Linked DNA regions of Homo sapiens: region 2 is linked to region 1. The links are chromatin loops, found by intact Hi-C in ENCODE. Cell type or tissue: heart left ventricle. All regions are shown on one strand. Each heading gives the region's core, and the rest is flanking DNA. Links, peaks and the distances in the headings are about the cores only. Region 1 has its middle 46 kb from the start of C19orf12. Region 2 has its middle 20 kb from the start of ZNF536-AS1.

The links. Peaks named below come from ENCODE experiments on the same cell type or tissue, not always from the same donor. Only the 100,000 strongest peaks of a DNase experiment are listed, where the experiment ranks them.
Region 2: a loop joins it to region 1, with 5 times the contacts of the local background. A loop is called at or near these places in 10 of 110 quality-filtered maps.

Annotation. Positions count from the first base shown.
Region 1 is chr19:29,756,801-29,765,129 of GRCh38, forward strand. No RefSeq gene overlaps it. Among named protein-coding and RNA genes, the nearest start is that of C19orf12, 46 kb to the left of the region's middle. RefSeq lists enhancers at 402-981, 982-1,560. In heart left ventricle, for the core only: a CTCF peak has its summit at 3,464 (motif pointing right); a DNase peak (open chromatin) is centred at 3,471; H3K4me3 peaks cover 217 bases; H3K27me3 peaks cover 984 bases.
Region 2 is chr19:30,646,002-30,654,330 of GRCh38, forward strand. It overlaps a transcript of ZNF536 not described here. Among named protein-coding and RNA genes, the nearest start is that of ZNF536-AS1, 20 kb to the right of the region's middle. In heart left ventricle, for the core only: CTCF peaks have their summits at 4,188 (motif pointing left) and 4,202 (motif pointing left); no DNase peak of the experiment used is centred there; H3K27me3 peaks cover 5,001 bases.

The sequences.
Region 1 (8,329 bases), core at 71-8,070:
CAGCTTGGCCAAAATGGTGAAACCCCGTTTCTACTAAAAATACAAAAAATTAGCCAGGCGTAGTGATGTGCATCTGTAATCTCAGCTCTCAGGAGACTGAGGCAGGAGAATCACTTGAACCCAGGAGGTAGAGGTTGTGGTGAGCCGAGATCATGCCACTGCACTCCAGGACTGGGGTCGGAGCAAGACTCCGTCTCAAAAAAATGAATAAATAAAATAAAATAAAATAATGAATTTGAAATCCAAGGCAGGGGTGACCATATAATTGCTCATCCAAACCAGGACACTTCCAAGGGCGAAAGGGCAACAGGCATGAGCCAGAATGCTCCAGGGCAAACCATAATGCATGTTCATTCTGTCCCAAGGTGACTTGTGAGGGTTCCTTTTGGCTTAAGTGTCATTATAAAGTCACAGCTTTGAGCATATTTCCTTTGTTTCAGTTCGTTGTAGCCATTCTTCTTACTAATATTTAAATTGTGCCATCTTTGGCCTGTAGGAAAATCAACACTTTGAATCACCTATCCTCATCCTAAGACCGTGAAGTCACAGTCCTGATGCGCTACTCTTTTCTGAGTGCATGTGCGCACCTCTTGGAACTGTTAAAATAAGCAGCGTTCATCCTTGCCCTTCCAAAGTGTCCTGGGCACCGGTGGAGGCCATGCAGTGCCTGGGGGACGTGCTGAAGGAGCCAGGGGCATCAGTAAAGACAGGAGACCACTTAGAGATGGCCCAGGGGACTGCAAAGACCCCATGGGCAGTCAGGAAGGAGGAAGCCATTTACGCTGGTACCTGGCAGGCTGCTGGCGGGGGATGCACTTGTGCTGTGTTTGGAAGCTCTTTGAACTGATCAAAGCTGGGCCACACCACGAGGGAGCTGGATGCCCCCACGGGCTCCCTGGAGCTATGGGTATGCATGTAGACAGGGCAGCCATCCAGCAGCCTTCCTCAGGCCAGCCCCTCCCCACAAGGGAATGTGACAACCGCCCCCCCGCACAGCCTGGGCCCCCTTCGTGACCACCTGCTGGGTACCTGGCACCCCAGAATGCCCTGTTCTAATGGCCCTGGACGGTGTACCCCTAGGTCAGTGGTTCTGAAAGCAGGGGAGGCGATTTTGCACCCTGGAAGACATTTGGCAAGGTCTGGAGACATTTCTGGTTTTTACAGCAGGGGGTACAAGCTAAGGAGGCTGCTGAATAGCCTACGATGCACAGGATGGCCTCATAATAAACAGCGATGGGGCCCAAAATGTCAATGGGGCTGAGGTTGAAAAGCCCTGCCCTAGGCCCCAGGGGTGGCAGAGGGGCTGTGTGTGTGGGAGGTAGGGACAGAGCCTGGACACGCAGCCTGCGGTGTCCTCCCACATAAGGGGCAATTCTGGGTAGTGTGTGGAAGGCAAGTGGAGAGGCCAGGGCTGCTGTGTTCCACACTGGAACTCCCAGAGCCTGAGATTTCCAAAATTAAACCTGGCCTTCTAGGTCTTTTTGAAGTTATATTGGTTAGGGCAGGGGAAAAGAACATATTTTATTTAAGCATTTGTTGGCTTGATTTGTAACTGTTAGATACGTAGATATAGGTTATGTGGGCTGAGCGTGGTGGCTCACACCTGTAATCCTAGCACTTTGGGAGGCCGAGGCAGGAGAATTGCTTAAGCTCACAAGTTTGAGACCAGTTTGGGCAATACAGCAAAGCCCTGTCTCTACAAAAAATACAAAAATTAGCCGGGCATGATGGCACTCGTCTGTGGTCCCAGCTACTTGGGAGGCTGAGGCGGGAGAATCGCTTGAGCCTGGGAGGTGAAGGTTGCAGTGAGCTGAGATTATACCATTGCACTCCAGCCTGGGTGACAGAGTGAGACCCTGTGTCAAATTTTTTTAAAAAGGATATGTGGGTCAGGTGTGGTGGCTCATGCCTGTAATCCCAGCACTTTGGGAGGCTGAGACAGGCAGATCACTTGAGGTCAGGAGTTTGAGACCAGCCTGGCCAACATGGCAAAACCTTGTCTCTACTAATAATACAAAAATTAGCTGAGTGTGGTGGTGCACACCTGTAATCCCAGCTACTGCGGAGGCTGAGGCAGGAGAATCGCTTGAACCCAGGAGGCAGAGGTTGCAGTGAGCCGAGATGGCACCACTACACTCCAGCTTGGGCGACAGAGTGAGACTCTTTCAAAAAAAAAAAAAATGTGGCCTCTGCTTATCGCTTTGCCTCAGGTGGGGACCTAGGAAACACTCGTGCACAATCTGTGCTCAGACAGAGACCCAGGAGGGAGGCATGGAGGCTGCAAGGAGCCCATGAGTCCTGCAGGAAGGGGCCTGGCTGGGATGGTTGTTAGATTCCACCCAGGCATTCCCCACTCATGCAGATATCTGCAGAACCCCAGCTGTGTGCAGGCAACTGGCTGAGTGCCGGGGATGCTCACCCTCTAAGACAAGAGGACAAGAAACCACCAATGATGAAAGAGACAGTGGTGTGCTACGAGATCCCCAGGCTGGGGCTCAGGGCTCTGGGGCAAATACTCCATGGAGTTCCCGGCTGCCTTCTTCCTGGGTCCTTACCTTGGGTCATGTGGGTCTTCACACGTCCCCTCCCCCCGACCACCACACTTGTGCCTGCAGTTGAATTCTCCTTTTCAGAGCATCTGGGCACTGCCAGGACCACCCTAGGGAGGGGTGTCCACTGGAATCTGAGTCCAGAGCCACCATGCAGGGACCTCTGAGATCACCAATGCACCCATTTCACAGATTAGAAAACTGAGACATCTCAACTTGTACAAGGCCATGCAGGGAGGGATGGTAGGGTCTGGCTAGTGGGTTAACCAGCTCCCATGGCACTCTGCCACCTGCCAGATGCCCTTCCCACCGGGCTGCTCCCGGGACTTCGGTGGGGAGGGCTTTCACACATGTCAGCATTCTTGAATCCCAGAGGTCTCCTCCTGGTTCTGATGTACTGGACTAAAGAAGAGGCCAGGTGCAGCAGCTCACACTGTAATCTCAGCACTTTGGGAGGTCAAGGTAGGAGGATGGCTTGAGCCCAGGAGTTTGAGACCAGCTTGGTCAACATAGTGAAACCTCACCTCTCCAAAAAATAAAAAAAAAATTAGCCAGGTGTGGTGGTGCGTGCCTGCAGTTCCATCTACTCGGGAGGCTGAGCTTGAGCCCAGGAGGTCAAGGCTGCAGCGAGCTGAGATCAGGCCACTGCACCCACCCCAGCCTGGGCAACAGAGCGTGACCCTGTCTTAAAAAAACAAAAAAAGTTGCCATTGTGGTCCCCCTTTCTCCAGCCTGGCCTGTGCTGTGTGAGGGATGGCCCTAACCCTCAGAGGGAATGGAAACTTCGTTCCTCGGTGGGCAGCGCTGGTAACCATGAGTAAGAGGAGGAAGTGTCCGGGCCTGACAGGGTCCAGGGCCCAGCTCTCCTGCCCAAGGGCAAGACTGGCTGCGTGGCCGCCACTGGCCAGCAGAGGGCGCGGCCTGAGGCGCCCAAGGAGGGCAGCAGGAGGCAGGCGGCGGGGCTGTCCCGCTCCGAGAGCGGCGGGAAGCGCCAGCCAGGCCGGCCCTCCCTTCCCTCCGGACAGCCCGGAACCCCGCCACACACCTATGGCTGATGGGTGCTGTCACTTCTGTTTGCTATGCTTTCTGCCATCACTATTGTTATGTTAAACTCCCCTGACTAGGTCTCCACTTTCTGTCCCATTTTGCACATTTTGCATTTTGTTTTGTTTTGTTTTGTTTATTTGAGACGGAGTCTCGCTCTGTCGCCCAGGCTGGAGTGCAGTGGCGCGATCTGGGCTCCCTGCAACCTCCACCTGCCGGATTCAAGTGATCCTCCTGCCTCAGCCTCCCTAGTAGCTGGGATTACAGGTTACCCCTGCCCAGCTAATTTTTGTATTTTTGGTAGAGACGGGGTTTCCCTATGTTGGCCAAGCTGGTCTCGAACTCCTGGGTCCTTACCTTGGGTCACCTGGGTCTTCACACGCCCCCACCCCCCGACCACCACACTTGTGCCTGCAGTTGAATTCTCCTTTTCAGAGCACCTGGGCACTGCCAGGACCATCCTAGGAAGGGGTGTCCACTGGAATCTGAGTCCAGAGCCACCATGCAGGGACCTCTGAAATCACCAATGCACCCATTTCACAGATTAGGAAACTGAGACATCTTAACTTGTACAGCTAATTTTTGTATTTTTGGTAGAGACGGGGTTTCGCTATGTTGGCCAAGCTGGTCTCGAACTCCTGGCCTCACTTGATCTGGGCCCCGCCCCCCCTCCTCGGCCTCCCAAAGTGCTGGGATTACAGGTGTAAGCCACTTTGTAAAAATAAAAATTAGATCCCTCACACAGAGTCCAGGGAGGGAGAGTTCCGTGGGCTGGGAGCTGAGAGGTGGGGAGATGGGCTCTCTGCACCCACACTTCCCTGCTGTGTGGCCCCAGGCAGGTTACTTCATCTCTCTGTGCCTTGGTTTCACCTCCTCCTGTAAGATGCGGCACTGGGACTGCCTCTCAGGAGAGTCCCGCAGAGCAGTCTGGGGAGGTGCTTGGCATGGCTGCCGGCACCTGCTCACCGTCATCACACGGGGACTTAGTCTTAAGAAAAGGGGACTGGAGGTCGGGCACGGTGGCTCACACCTATAATCCCAGCACTTTGGGAGGCGGAGGCAGGTGGATCACCTGAGGTCAGGAGTTTGAGACCAACCTGGCCAACATGGTGAAACCTGTCTCTCCTAAAAATACAAAAATTAGCTGGGTGTGGTGGTGCATGCCTGTAATCCCAGCTACTCAGGAGGCTGAAGCTGTAGAATCGCTTGAACCCAGGAGGCAGAGGTTGCAATGAGCCGAGATCCAGCTACTGCACTTCAGGCTGGGCAACAGACCGAGACTCTATCTCAAGGAAAAAAAAAAAAAGAAAGAAAGAAAAGAAAGGAAAAAAGAAAAGGGGATTGGAAGCTTACAGCCGGAAGGGGAGGCACAGGCTGGGTGAAGTGGGCCAGGTGTCACCAGGAGACAGGGCAAGGGCTTCAGAGCGGGAGATGGGGCTGCGCTTCAGAACCCTGGGCTCTCTTGGGCAGTGGGGGCCTCACACCACAATCCCCAGCACTGGCCCCAAACAGGCGGCTTCTATTTCTTTCTGCTTTTTTAGAGAAGGAAAACTCATCCTGCTTCAGTATGCAGCAGCCAATAAAAACACGTTAATCTTTAACGTGTTAGCAAAACAGCCTCCAATTTGAATATCGGCTCTTCCTCCCATCTGTGGCAGTTTGCACAGATTTTTTTTTAGAGTGGCAGAATGCCTCATCTATGCACCAGCCGGTGGCAGGCGCCATTCACTGCCACAGAGCCTCCCCCAGGGCCGTGAAGGGCCCCCATCCCAGACCATGGCATGGAGTCCCGGCAGAGGGGCTCATCTAAGCTCTACCTTAGCACAAGAGGGCCCCAGATTTGAGGATTTTGCAGATCAGTAAAATTACACCCAAACCAACTGGGAAGGAACATAGGGATACCAGCTCATGATTTTGCCCAGGAAAGCCATTTGAGAGAAAAAATAGATGGTCATCCAAGAACCTCTTCAATTCACTGGAGAAATAAAATTTTGACATCAAAAGGGGGAGGCAGACAGAATGAAAGAATAACAGGTCTTCAAACTGAGCAAATTTAGGGAGACCTACCGTGTTGACTTTATTTTTATCATTTGGACGTTTAAAATAACCCTGGGGGGGTCAGGCATGGTGGCTCACACCTGTAGTCCCCACACTTTGGGAGGCCAAGGTGGGAGGATCACTTGAGGCCAGGAGTTCAAGACCAGCCTGAGCAACATAGCAAGACCCCCCCCCCCCGTCTCTAAAAGAAATTTTTATTTATTCATTTTTAATTAATTTATTTTATTATTAGTTGTTTTTTTCTGGAGACACAGTTTCACCCTGTCGCCCAGGCTGGAGTTCAATGGCATCATCTCAGCTCACTGCAACCTCCTTCTCCCGGGTTCAAATAATTCTTGTGCCTCAGCCTCATGAGTAGCTGGGATTACAGGTGCCCGCCACCACGCCTGGCTAATTTTTGTATTTTTAGTAGAGATGGGGTTGGCCAGGCTGGTCTTGAACTCCTGGCCTCAGATGATCTGCCTGCCTCAGCCTCCCAAAGTGCTGGGATTACAGGCGTGAGCCACCGTGCCTGGCCTCTAAAAGAAATTTTTAGATTAAAAAAAGAAGAAGAAGAAGAAAGCCCTGGGGAATCTGCAGACCTACCCAAGGGGGACAGTGAGTTTAGTATGCTAGGAGTGCCCAGCTAGATCCCCAGCCCGAGCTATTCTGGGCTCGCCTGCCCCCAGCCTGCTGCCCCCTCAAGAGAACCGTGACCAGAAACTTAGTCCTTGGGAAATATGCGCTACTGCAGAACTTGTCAAATGGCAAAGAATCAAGGAAGGAATAAATAGCAATATTTTATAAGTTTTAAAATGCTATTTTAACACAAATACCAGAGCAACTATAGCATAAATCAACAGAGACACCCAAAAGTATGTTTGTACAAGAAATGTAATAAGCTGGTATGAAAAACAGTGTCAACTGGTACAGATGGCAGAAAAAGCCAATATTCAAATGTATGCTGTTTTACTAACACATTAAAGATCAACATTTTGGTACCTGCTGCTCACGATAGCAGGATTAAAAAAACACACAACACACACATATCCTCACGCGTGATATTCTAACCCAGAGAATGCAAGATTCTTAAAGAAATTGTCAAGCACTTTCTATACTTCATCTGGTGGTTTTAAAGCTTCCGTGGTTCAGAGGAAAATTTGCATCTGAAAATGCGGCTTTTCCCCTAGCTGCCTGATGTTGGAGAAAATTAGAAAAGCAGGATGAGAAAATATCAGGGTTGTAGTCCTTAGAAGTCTCCTTCCAGATTAGTAATGGGAACAGAATTATCCCAAGTGAATGACTCTGGTGGTGCCTCTCCTCTCTGAGTACAGGACAGGCTATTTTTGTTTGTTTGTTTGTTTGTTTGTTTGTTTTTGAGACAGAGTTTCACTCTGTCACCCAGGCTGGAGTTCAGTGGCGCGATCTTGGCTCACCGCAACCTCTGCCTGTCAGGTTCAAGCGATTCTCCTGCCTCAGCCACCTGAGTAGCTGAGATTACAGGCGTGCGCCACCACACCTGCCTAATTTTGTATTTTTTTAGTGGAGACGGGATTTCACCATGTTGGCCAGGCTGGTCTCAAACTCCCGACCTCAAGTGATCCACCCATTTCGGCCTCCCAAAGTGCTAAGATTACACGCATGAACCATCATGCCCTGCCAGCACGGGCTATTTTTAAGATGCTTTCAGGCATTGCAGCTCTGGGGGCCCAAAAGAGCCCTCTGAGGTGTGCAGGCCAGGGAGCACTACCCGTACACTACAAATGGGCAAACTGAGGCTCAGACGTGGTGTACAGCTGACCAGAGATCACAGGGCCTAAAGGAAGCGTGATGGGCGTGCAGACCAGGCACACAATTGAGCAAAAAGCCCCCAGGAAACTCTCAACTGCCTCTTGTGGTGTCACCTCGTAAGCCCATGGGCCTGGGAATTGGGCAGCCCGAGTTCCAATCTTCACTCCCACCAGGCCCGACCTTAGGCAAGTGACCTCACCTCTGAGCCCCTACTGAGACACAAGATCGACAAAAACCTCCCCACAGCGCTGGCATGAGGATCGAAGGAGATGCAGTGGGTGAGCGTGGCCAGTGTGCATGGCAACTGTGATGTCATGCTCTGTCCAGAACAGAGACAGCCAGCCGCAGATGCTTTACTTGGCTTACCTAGTGTTTTTAAAAGTCTTTTGATTTGAGATGAAGTCCCATTCTGTTGCCCAGGCTGGAGGGCAGAGGCAAGATCTCGGCTCACTGCAACCTCCAGTTTCTGTCTCAAATAAACAAAACAAAACAAAATGCAAAATGTGCAAAATGGGACAGAAAGTGGAGACCTGCCTCAGCCTCCCAAGTAGCTGGAATTACAGGCACGCGCCACCACACCTGGCTAATTTTTGTATTTTTAGTAGAGATAGGGTTTCACAATGTTGTCCAGGCTGGTCTCAAACTCCTGACCTCAAGTGATTCACCCGCCTCAGCCTCCCAAAGTGCTGGGATAACAGGCGTGAGCCACCACGCCAGCCTTTGTAAAGTCTTGATTAAAGCCGGGCATGGTGGCCCATGCCTGTCATCCCAGCACCTTGGGAGGCAGGAGGATTCCTTGAGCCCAAGAGTTTGAGATCAGCCTAGGCAACAGAGTGAGGCCCCATCTCTACAAAAAATAAACAATATTAGCTGGGCGTGGTGGCACACACCTGTAGTCCTAGCTACTT
Region 2 (8,329 bases), core at 190-8,189, 890 kb after region 1:
TAGTCACCGTCTTCTCCAGCCTCCTGCTACTGCATTCTGTAGCTCTGTCTCCAAGTGCAAGAGTTTGGCCCCTTTGGGGATTTCTGCCATTATTTTTTCAGAGAAGGTATTCAGCTCTGGTTTGGCTTGTAGCAACAAAGGTCTTTTTGTGTCTCACGATTCCTCTCCCCTCTGCCTCTTCTTTCATCCCTGTGGCATCTATTATTACCGTAATGTGACTAAGGGGGCCTTTCCCCCTGTCATGTGCCTCCCCAACTGTCCTGGTGGAAAATAGTATGTTCTTTTTTCCTTTACATCCATCATTTCCACCTAAGCACAGTATAGCAGCCTCTGGGGAAAGAAGCTTGAGCCTGCGCACACATGTTCACGACTGTGTGTACACGTGTCTAGGAGCACGAATGTGCACAATGTGTGTTTAGGCAGGAGTGCATCTTTGCAAGGTGTGAAGGTGTGCTCATGAATGTCCCTATGTAATGTGTGAATGTGTGCATGTGCGGGTGTGTGCGTGCTTCTGCATGAAGCCATCGGTGTGTACGTGTGGATGTGTGACTTTGCCGGTCAGTGGGCACAGCTGTTGATCACGCACTGTCCAGACCACAGTGCTTTAGCTCCTTCTAGACATTTTCTCCACCTTTATTTGTGTTAATTACTCAAGTGGCAATTAGTGGCTCTGCCCCCCTTTTGGTCGCAGTCTCGTAGTATTTGAGGGATGGTCATGTATTCATCATATTTCAATAAATCCTTTCCAATGTTATTGCCCTTGTTGTATCAACTGGCACCTGCCCTCCGACGTTACACCTGCAGGAGAATTCCACCACGTTTGGGCGCATTTCCGAAGCAAGGCTATTGATGTTGTATGTTTAAAAAAATTAATTAAAAAAACTCAGATCTCGGGAAATTCCAGCAGTCAGTCTCCTTTTTTTATCCTAATCTCTTCATAGTAATGCTCACAAGTACCCTTGGTCCAGACAATTCTTCATTCATTCTCCACCCCCCACCACACTCACACCCAAACTCCCCACCGCTGGAGATTAGTCCTTTGTGAGTCAGTGCACAAAAGCTTTCTTAAAGTCCCAGTAAATTATACCCCTGGTTTCCCTCTTGAATTCCTTTTTGTTACTTTTTCAAAATATTCTATTAGTTTTGTTACGTATGATCTCCCTTTTGTGAATCCATGCTGAATATCTTTAATTAAATCATAACTTTCCCTATTTTGTCCCTGATTAGTGTTTCCAATATCTTCCCCACTGCTCAAGTCAAGCTTACTGGTGTTTAATTTCTTTGATCTCCCTTTGAGTCGTTATTAAATATAGGTGTTGCATAAGGGCTCTTGGCCACTGGTGCTTCTCCCGTTTCCCTGGGTGTTTTTAAAAGGTATTTGCTAACCGTTCCCCTGTTTCCTTGCCTCTTCTTGCACAAATTCTAAGATGGTTCCCATCTGCTCCCGGAGTTATCAGTCCTTAGACACTCTAATTTCTTTCTCACCTGTTCTGCTACTAGGCTGATTTCCTTCAGAAATATTTTCCTCTCCCTGGGAAATGCTTGTCTGTTGCTGGCATCTGCTTTCGTCTTCCCTTTATGGACATGAAAGCAAATAATTTATTTTTCATTTTCTCTAGAAGTTGTCATCCCTCCTTCCAATCAACTATGTTCTATGTATGCCTCCTTGTGTTTTTTAAAAGAGCATTATAAACCCAGTTCCAGCACCTCCTTGCTAAGACCCCAATTTGGAAGTGGTATTTCCTTTCCAAAGGGTTGATAGCATCACCAACTTTTAATCTGGGGCAGGGAGTGCTGACCCTTTGCTAGCGAAACTGTTTTGGATGCCCCCAGCTGTCCTACAGCAAGCAGCATGAAGTCTTGAGGCTTCCCTGACAACCGGTACAAGAGGGACCTGGCCCCATCTCCGGGTTTTAGGGAGTTGTGAAGTTTCCCACGTGTCGCTTTGGAAATCTCTCATATGAAGTCAGCTTCAGCCAGGAAGCTTGCCTTCACTTTTCTTCTGCTCAGTGCCTCCAATTTTCCTCACACCTGAGGGATGCATCGGTTCTCCTATGGCTCGCTCCCCTTCAGGCTGTACTGTGGGCTCATCCTCAGATGGAATTTCCTTCCTTTTCTGCCTGTGTTCCCAGAACACAGACTAAAAAGGGCTGCTCCATGCAGAAGGTGCACACCCACGGGCTTTCAGATGCTCTTAGCTGCAGGTGCCCTGTCAAGGGGCTGGGCCCACAAGAAGCGGTTCCGAGTCCCCAACCTGCGGCCGCGTGGAAGCCTCCTCAGATAGCACTGTTCCTCTCAGCTTGACCTCATTTCCTTTTCCAGTACAACCCAGATCTGCGTGCTGAGACATCACTCTCAGGTTGTAAATTCTACACCAAATCAAAAGGCCAAATCCTTTCTGCAAACCCACAGGCGCTCGACCTACATCACACCAAGGAGCCTGGCCCCGATGGCTATCTCAGGACCCCTGGGCAGGGGCAGCAGAGGTGTGAGCCCCCACCCCTCCAGCACCAGCTACTGGCCTTCTGCAGGACAGCAACTTCCCCGGATCAAGTGGCAGAAACAGCATCAGCCAACGTTTCCACAGAGTATGAGTCATAAATAGTCCTTTTCACATTGTTTCACATCAAAAGGCAAGCAGCCTGTGCTGTTCCCCGTCCCTCATCCCTAACATAGAAGTGCGTGAAATTTGCCCACAAACAAGGATTTGAAATTTTAAAAGCTCAATAAAGGTAGTCAATAGACACACTCCAGTCAGTTTTTAAAAAGTGTTTTTAATTGGGTCAAATAGCATGTTACTTTGGGGAAAAATAAAGATCATTTAAACTGGTTCTTTTAGTTCACATGTTTTTGAAAACTGATTTTCTGGTGCAGACCTAGTTCGAAATATCATCCGGAAGTGCTGATGATAAACGGGTGGGCCCAGGGTTCCCTCTGAACTTTAGGGGGTTCTTCTTCACTGTTTCTCCGACCACTGTTTCTTCACTGAAAGAGTCTATAGTCTCTTCACTTCAGGGCGATGGGGTAGGACGGCTGGGGTCCTGATTCCATAGTTAACCAGGATCAACCCTGGGTCTTGAGCCACCTCACTGTATGCCCGACAGCTGCCCCAGACAGGGAGGACAGTCCTCTGTCAGCCTCTGAGCAATGTTCCAGAAGCAATTTATAGATGGACTTGGTGAGCAAAAAGTGAGAGTCACAGGTGCTTCATAATAATTGCTTGCACATTTCCAGAATCGGACATTCTGTCATTTAATAGACCTAAAACTAAAAAGCTTTTGTCTGTGAAAGGTGACCAGTAGAAACAGCGTTTGGATTATATGATATCCCATAACTTAATCATATGGCTCTTAACAGGGGGACATACACAGCTGTGTCTCACTAATATGCATGCAATATGTGTAAACTGATACGCTTTAATTCTAAACTTGTTTTTAGCAGGAAGAAAAAAGCATTTAGATGAGGAACATTAAGATTCAATATTAACCATTTTTTCCCCTTTGGGCAAAATTATTCATCACTTGATATTTATTAAAGCAGCATTTTCCTTTTTTTTTTTTTTTTTTGCTATTGTGAGATGCATCCTGCTACTGATTTTCCAAACATCCTCAAAGTTATGTGGCAAAGTGAAAAAGACACAGGAACAGCCAGTAGCCCCTTTGGGGTCACAGGAAAACAATAGACTTGAAAGATACACACTTGTTCTTTTGAAGCCCGAGAGTCATCCTAACCCCTAGGACCTAGTGACAGGGGCAAAGTTGGAGTAATTAATTTAGAAGGGGGCTGACTGGTTTTCCACCTCTCCAATTACACATATTTGATTTGCCTATCCTGTCTGACGTTTTAATTGTTAGTTTATACTGGTTTAATCTGAAATATTTAAGTATATTTGCTTTGATAATCTTAACTAAAAAAAAAAACTAAGACAAAGGAATTGTAGATTAGAGACTTTATTTTCAGGGCAAAATGATACGGGTAAGTGAACATCAACTGACCAGAAATTATTTGCTTCTGTCTGTTAGACACGTAATGGAGTCATTTAACTAGTCAAATTAGGAGCTGCAGAAATGCACCATGCTTCATTACTGAGTTCGAATGGGCACCATTTTACATTTACGTCAAAAATTATCTCATAGCAAATTAATGTTTTCATTGTGCAGAAAGGCTGAAGCTATGCAGTGTTAGCGGCACCTAGAGGCCATTGCGAAAATACTTCAAAGGGATGATCTGCAAACAAGGACAAAATGATCAATAGATGAGTGGTGGTGGTGAGAGCCCTGACCCCGTTTGAAAGTAAGAGTAGTCATTGAATCAGATTGGCTCTCTTGGTGACCATATGAAGCTCTGAGGGGCCATGACGGTTTTCCTAAACTTGGCCTAGAACTAAATGTGCTGAAAGAGCCCCAAAGATTTCTCTCCTTTTCTTGTTACTCTTTAAGTCCTGAAAATATCTGTTTTTGTTTTGTTTTGCTTTGTTTTCACAGTTTGAGTTTGCTTTTTCTTTTACCTATGGGCTTACATTATATCAGAATCTCATATGTTAGCCGATGAGCATTTCTGTAAATAAGCAAGGAGAGATTTTTTTTCCTCCCACATTGTAAATTGGCATCCTTAGAATCTTTCTTTTGTCATTGGTAAAAACTTGCTGTCCGTAGAAAGAGGCAACACATGACACTGTTTCATCTTAAAAAATACTGAACTGGGTAAATCCTCCATCCAAACAGATGACCAAGGTTGGTTGTTGTCCCAAGAATGTCAATCTCTGCTCAATTTAGCGAGAAATCATGTTAAATGAAATGGCAAAGCCCTCACCAATGAAAATATGTGTTAAAATGATCTGCAAGTCGTCAGTGACGCTGGGACGTTGGAGCATACTGTCAGAGCAGAAGCAAAGGAGAGAATGGAAGCATATAAATAGCATTGAGAACTCGAGAATATTTCAAGACAATATTGATGTCTAAAATATATGTGAATGACTGCATAATGATCGAGGCAGACATAATTCAAAGTACAGTCAGAATCTGGCCTCCAACTCAGAGCTTTAAATTCTCCAAAAGACATCTGTTTGCTGAGAAAGCCTCACCAACAGCTGCGCCACATAAAGGGGAGAACCCGGGATAAGGTTGGGAGTTGGCAGGTAGGGGAGCCTCAGAGGGGTTAGGTGGGGTCCTGGAGGGCGGGCGCCCACCTTCACTCCACAGGTACCGGAAGCGGGGCTGCTTTGGACAAAGGCGAGGGAGGTGCCTGTATTTCCTAGAACCAGGTAGCAAATGTTGCCTGTGTGTTTCATCAGAAAGCGCCCCAGTTGGGCACTGTGCCTCTTGGATGCTGACAAGAAGATTTGACGTTACTTCTCTGGTCCTTAACTTTGTTTACCCAGCTGCTATTCTTCCCATACTTAACTCTTTCACCGTGCAGAAAGCAAGGGGGAGGGAGGAAGGGAAGCTCCAGGTGTGATTTTTCAGAACAAAATATAATGCTGTGATTTATTTTTAAAAAAGAGAATAAGCACGAGGAAATTGAATAGCATCCATTTCATGCTTAACCGTGGTTCACAAATGATAGTTTGTAATTAAAATTCTGTCTGCAAACCTATTCTGCAGACCCCAAAAGAAAACTTCCTCAGAATGTTATCAACTCTCCAATTTCTGTAAAGATGCCATATTTTCAGATTTCAAAGAGAGGATCTCCTTTTGAAAATAAAGAATTGTTGGGTATCGTATGAGCCTGCTAAGTACAGCATTTTAAACCCACACTGTGTTGAAAAATTCAAGAATTTGGCAGTGACCTTAAGGCCACAGATAGGATAATGAAAAATGAGGCGATGAGGGCAGTGTCTAAAGGAACTACTCTTTTGTTCTAACAGAAGCTTTGTGTGTGTGTGGCTTAAGCAAGTGGTTCAATAGAATTTCTTTGAAACAGAAACAAAAATGCTAAGAGCTGGTTACAAGTACTCTGGTCTTCTTTTCTCCTTAAAATGCAGGAAGAATTTTTACCTCTTCTCATGAATCTTGTCTGCTGAAATGTCTCAGTCTTCATGTTATGTTTACCAAGGCCAGGCCAGAGGATCTGATAATTTATAACCATTCCTATTGGGTTTTATGTAATAACTTTGGAACTCATATAAAGTAATGATCCACAAACTCTTTTAATGTTCATTATAAAATATGAAATATTTCTCAGAACCATTGCAATTATGTGACCAGACATAACTGTTTCACACATGAGTAAATACAGGGAGGTTTAACATAACTTTATTATCTTGCTGTCTTTTCTTCTCATTGATGTGATAATACTGTTTTAATATTTTTCTAAAGAAAAGTTAAGTAATTTTAGAATCTCTACTGAGGCCCGCTTTATTGGCTTTTGTAATAGAACTCTCAAATCTAATTGTATTTATGCTCAGACTGACACCACTAAATGTCGTGAATGGAAGGGAAATGCCCCCCAAAGCTGTGTATTCTGTAATTATCGATAGATGTGTCTCTGCTGACGAGGCCTGGGGATCTGGGGAGAGTCACGCAAGTAAAGCTGAGATGGCAGCAGGCATTTCCACCGTCATCCTGAGGCCCCCATGGATGCAGAGAGGTGCTTTTCTAAGGAGTGAATGAGCCCCGTCATTCTGTAGGACTCACCAGGAAACTTTTCCCCCTTTACTGTGTGTGCTGTGTCTGCCTCTCCTGGGTCTGGAGTCAGTAGCATGCAACTTCTAGTTTCGTAGAAGGCTGATCTCCGAAGGGAATTTTCCTGGGCTTCCTGTCCTAGTGATCTGAGCTGAGTGGCATTGTTCCGGTTGCTTGACCTTCACCTGGGGCGTGGGCTTGGGGTCATCCCTGGTGGCTGTAAAGTCTCCTGCAGCGATGGAAGCCAGAGAGGGATTATTCTGGAAACCCACTTCTTACTCCCCGTGTGGGCAGTGGAAGCTGTAACACCAAGGCGGGGAACCCAGTGACAGTGCTGCATCCACTCTCGATGCCCCGTCAGAATCCAGGATCCTCCCAGGACCGAATGGCGGCTATTTCTAGCCTAGTAAGGTTGGGTGGAAAAGATTAAACATGAGGGAAGGTGCCGTTATCTGGGCATTTCCAAGTCCTGGAGAGGAGAGAGGGTTTCACCATGCTTGACTCTTTTATCTTACTTGTTTTTAGACAAGTGTTTCTCAAAGTCTCATGTGCAACCAGATCCCCATGGATCTTGCTATGATGCAGATTCTGACTCAGTAGTTCTGGGGAGGACCCTCTATCCTGCCCTTCAGCTCCAGGGTCATGGCTGTGCTGCTGATCCAGAGACCACACATTAGATCTGGGTGTAGCATCTGTCTTCTCACTGCACATCTGCTTTCGGGGAGACAAGCAGACACAGGGCATGGAAGGTTAGGTGGGGCCCTCTGAGAGGCCTATGAGTGCAATGAAACTTGAAGAGTGGCCTGATGGCTGGAGCCAGCTCACAGTTGGGTTTTGTTTGACTTGTCCGATATTACACTTTTGCTTTCAATTGGTTGCACACAGTTTAAAAATGAAAGATTTTTTAAATTTACAAATCCAGGCTTTCAGGTTCTCTTGAAAAACTAGAATGTCTGGGACAAGAGATAGAAGAGAGGTGGGATCCGCTCCCTTAGGAGCAGAGGATGGAAGAGAGGTGGGAGCCACTCCCTTAGGAGCAGGGGACGGAAGAGAGGTGGGAGCCGCTCCCTTAGGAGCAGGTGATGGAAGAGAGGTGGGAGTCACTTCCTTAGGGAGGTGTGGCTCTTCCCTTCTCCGCCAAGGGGTCCCGCCCAGCCTGCCTTGCTCATAACACAAGAGTTTGCAGACAGGGAAGTTAGACCCCAGGAAAAGAGGGTCACTTCCCTGGCACACACAGGGCATGTGCAATGGTGGAGGCTGCGTGCCCCCCTGCTGCTGGCTCTTGTCTGGAGTTTGCTGGAATGGAGAACTCTTGCCCCATCAGAACCCAGGACTCACCTGCGTGCTTTAGCTCTGCCTTCTGGCAAGTGCCATCTTCCTCTTTGAGGAGCTGTTCCTTAGCTCTCTAGTTCTCACAAGCAAGCCACTAGAGAGGGTGCAATTCCCAGCTAATTAAAGGTCTTGAGATCCTCCCCTCCCTGTCGCCGACGCTCCTTTGAAACAAGCGGGCTGCATAAGAAGTCTCCCTGGCTGCTACCTGGCAGCAGGTGTGAGCCAAGGGCTGGTGCCCAGGCTGCGTGGGGCCCAGTGGGGAGGGAGCCTGACCTTCACCTAGGTACATCCAACAGGTGTGACCGCCCGGCATAGTAATCACCCAGTTCCTAGGTGGGCAGTATTGGGGATCATCACAAAATCTGGAATGTTCA